Linked DNA regions of Homo sapiens: all the other regions are linked to region 2. A link is a contact called in ENCODE Hi-C or POLR2A ChIA-PET data. All regions are on one chromosome and are shown on one strand. Each heading gives the region's core, a stretch centred on a gene start or an enhancer-like site at or near the end of the contact. The rest is flanking DNA. Distances are from core to core; before and after follow the strand shown. Region 1 has its middle 37 kb from the start of PRDM2. Region 2 overlaps PDPN (podoplanin). Region 3 has its middle 30 kb from the start of LRRC38.

The links. A loop is a pair of places that touch in the nucleus more often than their neighbours do. ChIA-PET counts read pairs that join two places held with the same protein, here RNA polymerase II (POLR2A). Pooled maps may share reads with other maps.
Region 1: POLR2A ChIA-PET joins it to region 2 with 23 read pairs in MCF 10A. The contact joins two enhancer-like sites. A Hi-C loop is called at or near these places in 1 of 168 maps with a recorded cell type or tissue (MCF 10A) and 1 of 50 pooled maps. POLR2A ChIA-PET finds 5 or more read pairs at or near these places in 1 of 52 experiments (MCF 10A).
Region 3: a loop to region 2 is called in a map of heart left ventricle, with 28 times the contacts of the local background. The contact joins two enhancer-like sites. A Hi-C loop is called at or near these places in 4 of 168 maps with a recorded cell type or tissue (Right ventricle myocardium inferior, heart left ventricle and prostate gland) and 6 of 50 pooled maps. POLR2A ChIA-PET finds 5 or more read pairs at or near these places in 1 of 52 experiments (MCF 10A).

The regions. Positions count from the first base shown.
Region 1 is chr1:13,661,084-13,664,855 of GRCh38, reverse strand. No RefSeq gene overlaps it. Among named protein-coding and RNA genes, the nearest start is that of PRDM2, 37 kb to the left of the region's middle. Within about 2 kb of position 2,200, at least 2 of the 41 ENCODE cell types and tissues checked have a DNase peak (open chromatin) inside an H3K27ac peak, as active enhancers do.
Region 2 is chr1:13,598,837-13,602,642 of GRCh38, reverse strand. The region is part of intron 1 of PDPN (podoplanin); the gene reads right to left. Among named protein-coding and RNA genes, the nearest start is that of PDPN, 17 kb to the right of the region's middle. Within about 2 kb of position 1,327, at least 5 of the 41 ENCODE cell types and tissues checked have a DNase peak (open chromatin) inside an H3K27ac peak, as active enhancers do.
Region 3 is chr1:13,541,481-13,545,554 of GRCh38, reverse strand. No RefSeq gene overlaps it. Among named protein-coding and RNA genes, the nearest start is that of LRRC38, 30 kb to the right of the region's middle. RefSeq lists an enhancer at 3,922-4,001. Within about 2 kb of position 1,819, at least 8 of the 41 ENCODE cell types and tissues checked have a DNase peak (open chromatin) inside an H3K27ac peak, as active enhancers do.

The DNA of each region.
Region 1 (3,772 bases), core at 951-3,450, 61 kb before region 2:
TTTGCTGATTTAAAATTAATATTTCCTAACTAATCACTAGAAGAGACTAATGATGGCTTAGTCATCAGGTATGGAACAGGAAGTAAAGAAAAGCACCATGCCCTACAGAAATTGGAGGGAAGACTAAGAACAGGAGACTGCAGTCACCTGGGCTGGAAATTGGCCAGGACCACACAGCTAACTCTTACCACTTAGGTGCAGATGTTTTCATGAGCGGAACACAGCAGCCTTCCAACTTGCTTAGTATCACTTTCCAAATTACTCAAGTGCCACCTTTGTTGCTCCTTGGAAGTTGCCCTTGCAAAGACTTGCCCAGTTCAGTCCCTGCCCAGTGATTCAAAGCTGATCATTTTCCATGGTAAAAAGGTCCTACTATTTACTCCAAGACTTTTGACTCTCCTTTCTATGGTAATGCTGTGCAGAGGAAATTTCTCAGGTTATTATTATAGAACGGTGGTTTTTCAACTGGGGGTGATTTTACTCCCCCTAGCTGCTTCCAGGGATATGTGGCAATGTCTGGAGACATTTTGGTTTTCACAACTTGGTGAGTGCTACTGGCATCACTACCCATAATGGGTAGAGGCCAGGGAGGCTGCTCACCATCTTACATTGACAGGACAGCCCCACAACAAGGAAGTATCCAGCCCCAAATGTCAATCGTGCTGAGGTTGAGAAATCCCGCAGGAAGCCGTGGATCTTTTGATAGGGTTGTGCAATCATCACTACAGTCTAATTTACAATATTTTTATCCCCCTTAGAGAAACTTTTTACTCATTAGTAGTCAGTCCCTATTTCCATATTCTCATCTCCCCCCAGCGCCACCTCTTGGCCCTAAAAAACCACTAATCCACTTTCCATACATTAAAGGATGATACAGTTTCTTACTTCACAGAGTAGTATCATCCCTATTTACAGATAGGGCAACTGAGACCCAGAGAGGTGAATGTCTTACCGCTATTAAAGAGAGGACTCTATTACTCAATCCAAGGCAAGAACAGAGGTCACAACAAACTTTTTCCGTAAAGAGTCAGATAGCGAATATTTTAAGCTTTATGGGCCATATAGTCTCCATTGCAACTACTCATTTCTGCTATTGTAGAGTGAGTGCCGGCATAGACAATATGTAAACAAATTGGTGTGTCTGTGTTCAGATAAAACTTTATGGCCTGTAATCCCAGCACTTTGGGAGGCTGAGGCGGGCAGATCACAAGGTTAGGAGTTCGAGACCAGCCTGACCAAAGAGACCAGCCTGGCCAACATGGTGAAACCCTGTCCCTACTATAAATGCAAAAATTAGCCAGGCATGGTGGTGGGTGCCTGTAACCCCAGCTACTCAGGAGGCTGAGGCAGAATTGCTTGAACCCAGGAGGTGGAAGTTGCAGTGAGGTGAGATTGCACCATTGCACTCCAGCCTGGGCAACAGAGCGAGAATCCAACTCAAACAAAACAAAACAAAAAAACCCACTTTATTTACAAAAACAGTTGAAGGGCCAGATTTGGCCTGCAGGCTCTAGCTTGTCAATCCTGGAATTAAACCATTACAAAAGGCCTCACATTTACTTGGACAACCCCCACCCCTAATTCCTTCTTCTGCTTCCCTAGATCCATCCTCCCAGATGATCGTTACCCTAAAGTTTGTCTTTATCACTCTCTGACTTAAAAAAAAAAATCTGCTTACCTAAGCTGTGTGTTGTCAAAACAATGTGTTATCTTCTTTTACTGGGTTTGAGCTTTCAAAATGTCATCATATGGTGTGTGGTCTTTGGCTTTTAAAAATTCAGTCTTACGTTTCTAACATTTATGGCCATCGTGGATTCATTTTCATCACTGTGTGTAAAATACTTCATGGGGTGAGCATACTACAAGTCTTGTAAACACGCTCTCCTTGATGGACATGTAGGACAGTTTATTTGCCATTATAAACAATTATAAAACAATTCCTCTAGAAGCAGAATTGCTAGGTTAGAGGATTAAAAAGCTATTTATTTATTTATTTTGAGACGGGGTTGCCTAGGCTGGTCTCGAACTCCTGGGCTCAAGCAATCCTCCCACTGAGGCCTCCCAAAATGCTGGGATTACAGGCATGAGACACTGTGCCTGGTTTTTTTTTTTTTTCTTGTAAAAATGCCTGAGACATGTAAATTACACAGAGTCTGGAGTCAGCGTGACTTCCTGGCTAATTTCCACCATTTCTAGCTTTGTCATCTTGGGCAAATTGCTGTGCCTGTTGCTGAATCCTCTTTTCTTTGGGGGGGTGGGGTGCCTATGTGAAATGAAGATAATAATGGTATCCACCTCCTCATGTTGTTGTGAGGATTAAATGAAATAATCCCCGTAAATCTGTTATTAGCACACTGGTAGCACAGTTTAGGAGTTTAAGGAGTTTTTTCCTCACTTTGTATTTGTCACATGACTTCTCCCCACTAGGCTGCGAAGTTAGTAAGGGCAGTGTTAAAAGAAAAACTTCAGCTGAATTAATTTTAAATGAGTTTAATTGAACAATGCATGATTCCCCAATCAGGCAGCCCCCAGAATCACAGCAGATTTAGAGAAACTCCAGGGATGCCCCCTGGTCAGAACAAATTTATAGACAAAGAAAGGGAAGTGCCATACAGAAATCGGCAGTGAGGTACAGAAACAGCTGGATTGGTTACAGGCTGGTGTTTGTCTTATTTGAACACAGTTTGAACACTTAGCAGTCTCTGAGTGGTTGAAGTATGGCTGCTGGGATTGGCCAAGACTCAACTATTGTAATTGTTACAGGTGTATACTCCTAAATTAGGTTTTCAACCTTGTCTGCCTATTAAGCTAGGTTACAGTTCGTCCACAGGGGCTCGAATATAGAAGTACGGAGTCCTTCCCAGGCCGTATTGAGTTTGCATTAACAGCAAACTGGGTACTTTATCTCAGAAACATCAGTATCCACCATATGTCAGTTTTCAAATAAAGGTGTGTGAATGAATGAAATGATGAATGAAGGAATGTGTGAATGTGATCAGAACTGTGGCCCTGCCAGCTGCAGACACAGGTGTCAATGACCTGGGTGTCACAGTTTTGAGCATGGGGGTGAGGAAGGTGGGGAGGCAGCAACCAGCGTAGGACTCCCTCCGACTGGGTGGAGTGACTGCTTTGGGTCTGACCGCATTAGTCATAAGTAATTCCCTGGACTTCTGCCTTGGAGGAAGCCGTGCAGGTTTGCTGAGGGAGGCCCTGAAAGTCTGACTCTTGGAGATGAAGAGTCTGTGAGCTGCTTCTTTCCACTTGTGAGTAGCAGATGAGCTGCAGAAGAACTAACCTGTATTAGTCCGTTCTCACACTTCTATGAAGAAATACCCGAGACTGGTAATTTATAAAGGAAAGAGGTTTATACTTATAATCATGGCAGAAGGCAAAGGAGAAGCAGGCACCTTTTTCACAGGGTGACAGGATGGAGTGAGTACCAGATGATTATATAACCATCAGATCTCATGAAAAATCATTATCACGAGAACAGCATGGGGGAACCACCCCCATGATCCAATTACCTCCACCTGGTCCCCTTGACAAATGGTGATTATGGGGATTATGTGGATTACAATTCAAGATGATATTTTGGGTGGGGATACAACCAAACTATATCACTCACTATCACAAAGGAACTCAGCAAGACATGGGACTTTAACATTTGCAGGTCACATAAGCCACTATCATTAAAGTACATTGTCACTAAAGGCCAATTACCATTGAGTCAATTACTTTTCAGAGGCCAGAGCACACCAATAGGAAGTTCATT
Region 2 (3,806 bases), core at 78-2,577:
TGCAGTGAGCCGAGACTGAACCATTGCACTCCAGCCTGGGAGACAAAAAAAAGAAGTACTTTTGAGTTTAGATGTAACATTCAATCAGGCTGTTATTGTAATAGTCCAAATTCTTAATAAAAATCTTTTAAATAAGTGATTTCAGTCTTCTGGTTTTATTTACACTTCTTTGATTTGTGGAGCGAGTTGTTTCATCCATTTGTCTTCTTTTGTGACCGTTTTTGTAATGGTCACATGGCATTCCCTCTTATAAGCACTGTTCATACCTTAAGAATGTATTCTTTGGCCTAAATGCTGCTGGCATTTTTTTTTTTTGAGACGGAGTCTTGCTCTGTCGCCCAGGCTGGAGTACAGTGGCACGATCTCGGCTCACGGCAAGCTCTGCCTCCTGGGCTCACGCCATTCTCCTGCCTCAGCCTCCCAAGTAGCTGGGACTACAGGTGCCCACCACCACACCCGGCTAATTTTTTTGTATTTTTTAGTAGAGACAGGGTTTCACCATGTTAGCCAGGATGGTCTCAATCTCCTGACCTTGTGATCCACCCGCCTCGGCCTCCCGAAGTGCTGAGCCACCCAAAGTGCTGAGCCACCCAAAGGCATGAGCCACCCAAAGGCATGAGCCACCCAAAGGCATGAGCCACCCAAAGGCATGAGCCACCCAAAGGCATGAGCCACCGCACCCGGCCTACATCTTTCTTTTGCAAATGACCAAGCTATCAGTAGTCAAACTTCTTAAACTTGTTTTCTCTTTGACATCACACTCACAAACTCTTCCTCAAGATCACATAAATATTCACCTATGTTTTCCTTATGGTATTGTACTTACGTTTAATATTTTTGTCTGTTTATTTTGAAGTATTATAATAAAAGAGAAATATAATTTCCCCCCAAAAGATTAGCCAATCACCCTGATAAATCCTCTTTTCCCCACTGCTTCAAAACCAGCTGTCATTGAGACAAATCTTTTCTTTCCAATACTATGTCATGGCTGGGTGCAGTGGCTCAGGCCTGTAATCCCAGCACTTTGGTAGGCCAAGGCAGGCAGATCACCTGAGGCCAGGAGTTTGAGACCATCCTGACCAACATGGCAAAATGCTGTCCCTACTAAAAATACAAAAATTAAGTAGGCAGGATAGCACATGCCTGCAGTCCCAGCTACTCAGGAGGCTGAGGCAGGAGAATCGTTTGAACCCAGGAGGCAGACGTTGCAGGGAGCCAAGATTGTGCCACTGCACTGCAGCCTGGGTGACAGAGCAAGACATGGTCCCAAAACAAACAAATACTATGTCACAGTTACAGGAGAAACTTAGCACAAGGCCCAGCTTAAGTGGCCTGGACACTGCCAACTATCCCCACTCCACATGGGCCCTCTGTCTGCAGAGTCTCCAGAAGCTGTTTCTAAATCCGTGCTCTCTTCACTGTAAGCTCCCTCTTCCTCCTCACATCAGCTGACAGCTGCTGAGTTAAATCAGTGACCAGGGAGTAGCTAGAATAAAACTCAGTGTTTAGGGCAAGGAGGAAAAGTAAGTATTCAAACAGGTGCATTTGGGGTCGTTCAAGATCTGGCACTGACGCAGCATTGTAAATTCCACTTAACGTGGAAGACACCTCATTGTCCTAACACCCTCTCACATTTGCTACTCACAATGTAGGGTTTACATGGCGTCTCCCAGCTGACTTTATTTCACAACAGCGCTGTGGTGGCTAGGCCCTTAGCCTGCCTTCACAAAGAATCTTGTTAGGCCAGTTTAGCAAGAGTCCCCCCAACCCCATCTCTTAGGAATTTTCCACCCACTGATCCCCTCATTCTGCTTGTGGGCTACAAATCCCCACTTTTCCTTTCACCCAGAGGTGAACCTGAGCTCTCCTCCCTACTGCAATGCCCCTTATTACAGGGGTCTTGACTAAAGTCTTCCGTACAATTTCAACAAGTGTCAGAATTAGTGTTTCTTTAACAAGGTCGGAAGTTAAGTGATGTGGCCCAACGCGGTGGCTCACGTCTATAATCCCAGCACTTTGGGAGGCCAAGGCAGGTGGATGACCTGAGGTCGGGAGTTCAAGACCAGCCTGGCCAACGTGGTGAAACACCTTCTCTACTAAAAGTACAAAAATTAGCTGGCCATGGTGGCGCAGGCCTGTAGTCCCAGCTACTTGGGAGGCTGAGGCAGGAGAATCGCTTGAACCGAGGCAGAGGCTGTAGTGAGCTGAGATTGTGCCATTGCACTCCAGCCTGGGTGACAAGAGTGAATCTCCATCTCAAAAAAAAAAAAAGAGTTAAGTGATGTGCCAAGTTCATGATTCATTAGCGGACACAAAGCCAAATATTCTAACCGCATCCCTGGACTCACCAACATACAACTAAAAAGCAGCTGTGCATTTTCGTGATGTGCTCTCCCGGCAGCTTTGGGCTAAAATGCCTGCTGCCTCCCTCCCTGGGTTCTGAGATCCTTCCCCTTCTGCCCAGGTGCCATCCTCATCTTCCCAGAAATCACGTTCCTGGTAGTCAGGAACAATTGCTTCCCCTGGTACCTCACTGCCTCTTATGAAATCCCATCTTGTTAGAATCTTCCAGTCTTATTTAATGACCACAGTCTTGACCTCCTCCAGTGTGTCCCCTTACTAGGAGAAATCTGGACGAATCTAAACTTTCAGCAATGGCAGGTTAGAAGGAAGGTATGACTCACTCTAAAGGAGGTGTTGCTTTGAGCAGCAGCAGCCCTCTCCCCGCTTAACTGTGCAAGTTAAGGCAGCAGCAAAAACCAAGACTGAAGCCTGCATGAGTTCACCTCTACAGCCCCAGCTCCCAGCATTTATATTCCTTCCACAAATATTTACCAAGCACCTGCCAAGAGCTGGGCCACATTCTCATCACTAGAGACAGAGAAGTGAATAGGTAAGGAAGATCTCCACTCTTAAGGACTAGAGTACTCTTGGAGTGGGGTGGGGTCACCATAAAAAAATAAGCAACACATCAGATAAGCTATTAATCCCAGCACTTTGGGAGGCCAAGGTAGACGGATCACTTGAGGTCGGGAGTTTGAACCCAGCCTAGCCAACATGGTGAAACCGTCTCTACTAAAAATACAAACATTAGCCAGGCGTGATGGTGGGCCTCTGTAATCCCAGCTACTCAGGAGGCTGAGGCACAAGAATCACTTGAACCCAGGAGGTGGAGGTTGCAGTGAGCTGAGATTGCGCCACTGCACTTCAGCCTGGGTGACAGAGCAAGGCTCTGTCTGAAAAAAAAAAAAAAAAAAAAAAAAAAAAAAGATAGCTTCTCGAACACATCAAGATAGCTTCCCTCATGCCTTCAGATCTCAGGGAACTTTCTGGCCGGGCATGGTGGCTTACGCCTGTAATCCCACCAGCACTTTGGGAGGCTGATGCAGGTGGATCACACGGTCAGGAGATCGAGACCATCCTGGCCAACATGGTGAAAACTCGTCTCTACTAAAATACAAAAAATTAGCCAGGCGTGGTGGTGCACACCTGTAGTCCCAGCTACTCAGGAGGCAGAGGCAGGGGAATCCCTTGAACCCTGGAGGCGGAGGTTGCAGTGAGCCAAGATTGCGCCACTACACTCCAGGCTAGTGACAGAGCGAGACTCCATCTCCAAAAAAAAAAAAAAAAAGGAGGGGGGGCACTTTCTTGGACTGTCCATTTAAGCGAGTACCCCTCCCCTCTTCCACGGCACATATACCTGAATGCTTACCCCCACCCTGCTACCTGCTCGCTACTTGTCTGTCCTACTGGAATATAAGCTTGATAAAGGCTGCCTCATCTCAATGTCCACAATGTCTGAAATC
Region 3 (4,074 bases), core at 570-3,069, 58 kb after region 2:
ACCTGGTCGACTACGCCCTAGTCTGGATGAAAACAGTGCAGGGTATTTGATTACCCATCTGGCAGTTGGAATCCTGGCTCTGCAGTTGCTTCCTCCCGCCTGATCATAGGCAAGCCATGTCAGCAATCTAAGCCTCAGCCTCTCCATTTAGTGAAAGGAGGTGATAATACCGACCTCATGAAATTGTTGTAAGGATCAAATGAAATAATGCATGTGAAAAATGTAAGGTGTGTGAGCTATTAACATGAATTTCTGCCATCTCCTATCATGAACTCACAGAAGGTGCTGGGGGACACACCCCTTCATCGCCCCACCCCACCCCACCTATCATTCATCCTTCCAGAGGGTGGGCAATAGAGGAGGACCTCGGTTGTGCAAGCTAAGTGGGATATGCCTATAAAATAGCAAAGGCCAGGCATCATGGCTCACACCTGTAATCCCGGCACTTTGGAAGGCCGAGGTGGGTGGATCCCCTGAGGTCAGGAGTTCAAGACCAGCCTGACCAACATGGTGAAACCCTGTCTCTACTAAAAATACAAAAATTAGTCGGGTGTGGTGGCTCACGCCTGTAATTTCTGCTACTTGGGAGGCTGAGGCAGGAGAATCGCTTGAACCCAGGAGGCGAAGGTTGCAGTGAGCTGAGATCATGCCATTGCACTCTATCTAGCCTGGGCGACAAGAGTGAAACTCCATCTCAACAACAACATAAAATAGTGAATACATATTTGCCTTTTGAAAATCACCCAAATATCACCCAAATCTCACTTTCATTTGTGCAAACCACCAAATGATCCCACACATTGGACCTGAGTGTGCACAGACAACAAGCTCTCCTCCCTGATTTGGTTGGAGGACATTTGGGACAACTGGTCCCCTTCAGAGTGGATCCTTTTTTTTTTTTTTAATTTCCAGGAAGAATAGAGTCTGATTATTTTATCAAGAGCTATTCCCAAGTGATGAGTCTCTAACAGACATTCAGGCGCTGGAAAGCAAGCATAATGCCCCAGTATTAAGTTTACTCGGCTAATTTTAAATCTCTGGGCATCCATCATGTACTTAGCTCCAAATTATACGTTCGGTCTGGGTTTTTCTTAGGCCTCATCTGCACAGCAGGTAAATAAAACAGCCCTGTGGAGGAACCATAAAAAGACTTGTAAAGACTCAGTGTTTCTGGCCTTAGCCAGGGCTGCAAGTCGCCTGTCCAGCAGAGCTGTCATCCAGCTACTGTGCAGTTGGCAATTCTAGGACCGTAACACCACCCAGGATAAATAACAGCTCAGGTTACTGGAGGCCACCAGCCCAAGAGGTCCTCAGCCTGGACCTCTCCTGGCTAAATCATTTGCCATCAAAACCAGCCTGTTCTTCCTGCAGTCTCTGGAAATGATCACTCTGGGACATTTGCAGTGACTGTCCTGGCCGCGAGACGGCAGCAGGGCAACATTCCGCCGTGGGTGCCAGGCCAGGAAGAAATGGTTTGGCATTTTCCTTTCTGTCCCCCAGCATGATGCCTGGAGACAGGACAAATATAGCGTAAACAATAGTCGAAGGCTGCAATTTGAGCGCCACAGCCTCGGAGGCCAGCTTCTTCTCTTTCTTTTTTGAATTTTTTTTTTTTTTTAAATCTAATGAGAGGGAAATGAGCCGGGTGTTTGGAAATAGAATTCCTCTTTTTCAGGTCAGGGTCTAGGCTCAGATTTGCCTGGTTGGAACAGAGCCCTGTTTCTTCTAATATGAAGTAATAAATGCATTCACTCACTCGGCAGCAAGTTTTCGAGCACATACCAGGCTGCTCAGTATCGAGACAAGCCGGGCACTCTGTGGGGACACCAAGAATGCTAAGGACTTCCCGGGGGGAGCTGGGGAGGTGGGTGCCAGTAGGGGCGTAGGTAGGAGCTAGGCCAGGTGTCACTGAAGTAGGGTTGAAGGATGGACCTGACAGTGCAAGTGAACATCGTAAGGGTGCAAGGAGAGTGGAAACTTCAGACAGAGGCTGGGTCGTGAGCGATGACATTGAGCTGGCTGTCAGGAGCTGGCCCTGGGCAGTTTAGGTCATCGCTGGGCCTGAGCCACCATCCTCCTGGCCTTCTAGTCTGACTCCCTGCTTCTCCTCAGACCCCCACTCCACACCAGCCTCACCCAGCAGCTAGCTGGGTCTTTAAAAAATATTAATCCCGGGCCAGGCACGGTGGCTCACGCCTGTAATCCCAGCACTTTGGGAGGCCGAGGTGGGCGGATCACGAGGTCAAGAGATCGAGACCATCCTGGCCAACATGGTGAAACCCTGTCTCTACTAAAAATACAAAAATTAGCTGGGTGTGGTGGTGTTATGCTACTCTCAGCTACTCGGGAGGCTGAGGCAGGAGAACTGCTTGAACCTGGGAGGTGGAGGTTGCAGTGAGCCAAGATCGCGCCACTGCACTGCAGCCTGGCAACAGAGCGAGACTGTGTCTCAGAAAAAAAAAAAGGCTGGGCGCGGTGGCTCATGCCTGTAATGCCGGCACTTTGGGAGGCCGAGGCGGGTGGATTACCTGAGGTCAGGAGTTCGAGACCAGCCTGGCCAACATGGTGAAACCCCACCTCTACTAAAAATTCAAAAAATTAGCTGGACATTGTGGTGGGCACCTGTAATCCCAGCTACTTGGGAGGCTGAGGCAGGAGAATCGCTTGAACCTGGGAGGCAGAAGTTGCAGTGAGCCTGGGCAACAAGAGTGAAACTCTATTTCAAAAAAAAAAAAAGAAAGAAAAAAATTTAATCCCGGCCAGGCACAGCGACTCACACCTGTAATCCTAGCACTTTGGGAGGCCAAGGCAGGAGGATTGCTTGAGGCCAAGAGTTCAAGACCAACCTGGCCAACATACCAAGGCTCCCTCTCTTTTGTAAAAAATAAATAAATAAGAAAAAAACATTAATTCTATCAAGCCCATCCTTCATGCAAAGCTCCCCCAGTGGTTTCCCAGCTTACCGGTCTCAGGGGCTACCACAGTCTGCCCCACAGATATCTCCTGCACAGCCCTCTGACAGCCTCTCATACCTTCTGCCTTCCAGAACACACTGGCCTCCTTTCAAATTCTGGAACTTTCCAAGCCTTAGGGCTATAGGACTTACTGTTCCTTCTACCAGGGCCTGCTTCTCGGGCGTGGACCCCGAACACTCTGTCTTGCCATCCTGAAATTCCTCATAATTTTTGAGCGGGGCCTCACGTTTAGTTTTGCGTTGGGCCCTGTGAATGTGTAGCGAGTCCTACCTCTAACTAGAACGCGCTGTTTTCTGTGGGTCTGGCTCCTTCAGTCAGCCGGGTCTTCCCTGCTCAAATGTCACCTCCTCCGAAGGGCCTTCCCTGGCCATCTGTCTGAAGGAGCTCCACTGGTCTCCCTCCACCCCAGAACCGCTTTCTTCTCCTCACGACACCATCCCACCCGAAGTGACCCCATCCTTCAGCTCTCTCCCTGTCTGCTGTCTGCCCTGTCCTGTTCATACCTACCTGCCTGCAGCGATGTCCCTGACTCAGAGCTCAGAGCTGGTGGCCCCGTCAGCACCTGGTGCCTGTGAGTGGCATGAAGAGGACAGGCTTGGGAGGAGGGTGGGTGCTGGGTCCGATGCGGCAGGGGAAGCCTGGGGGCTCAGGAAGGAGCAGTCAAGGGGCTGGGGGGCTTTCTGCTTAACCCCTGTGGAATAGTTGCCCTCTCTGAGTGCAGTCAGCAGTCATTTCATTGGTCTCTAGTAGGACCCTGTTCACTTGCCGTGCAGGATCATTGTGTTATCTGCTTGTGGGTCACTCAGCAGGATTTCTTTCCAGGAGGCCCAGAGTCATCATTAGAACAATCGCCCACCGTCCACCTAGAGATGAGTTAGCACCAGCATCTGAGGCTTGGGAGGAGGAAGGTCAGGCTGATTTTGTTTCTGTTTCTGTTTCTGTTTTTTGAGACAGGGTTTCTTTCACTCTGTCACCCAGGCTGGAGTGCAGCAGAGCAATCATGGCTCACTGCAACCTCAACTGCCTGGGCTCAGGTGATCCTCCTGCCTCAGCCTCCCCAGTAGCTGGGACTACAGGTGCACACCGCCTCACCAGGCAA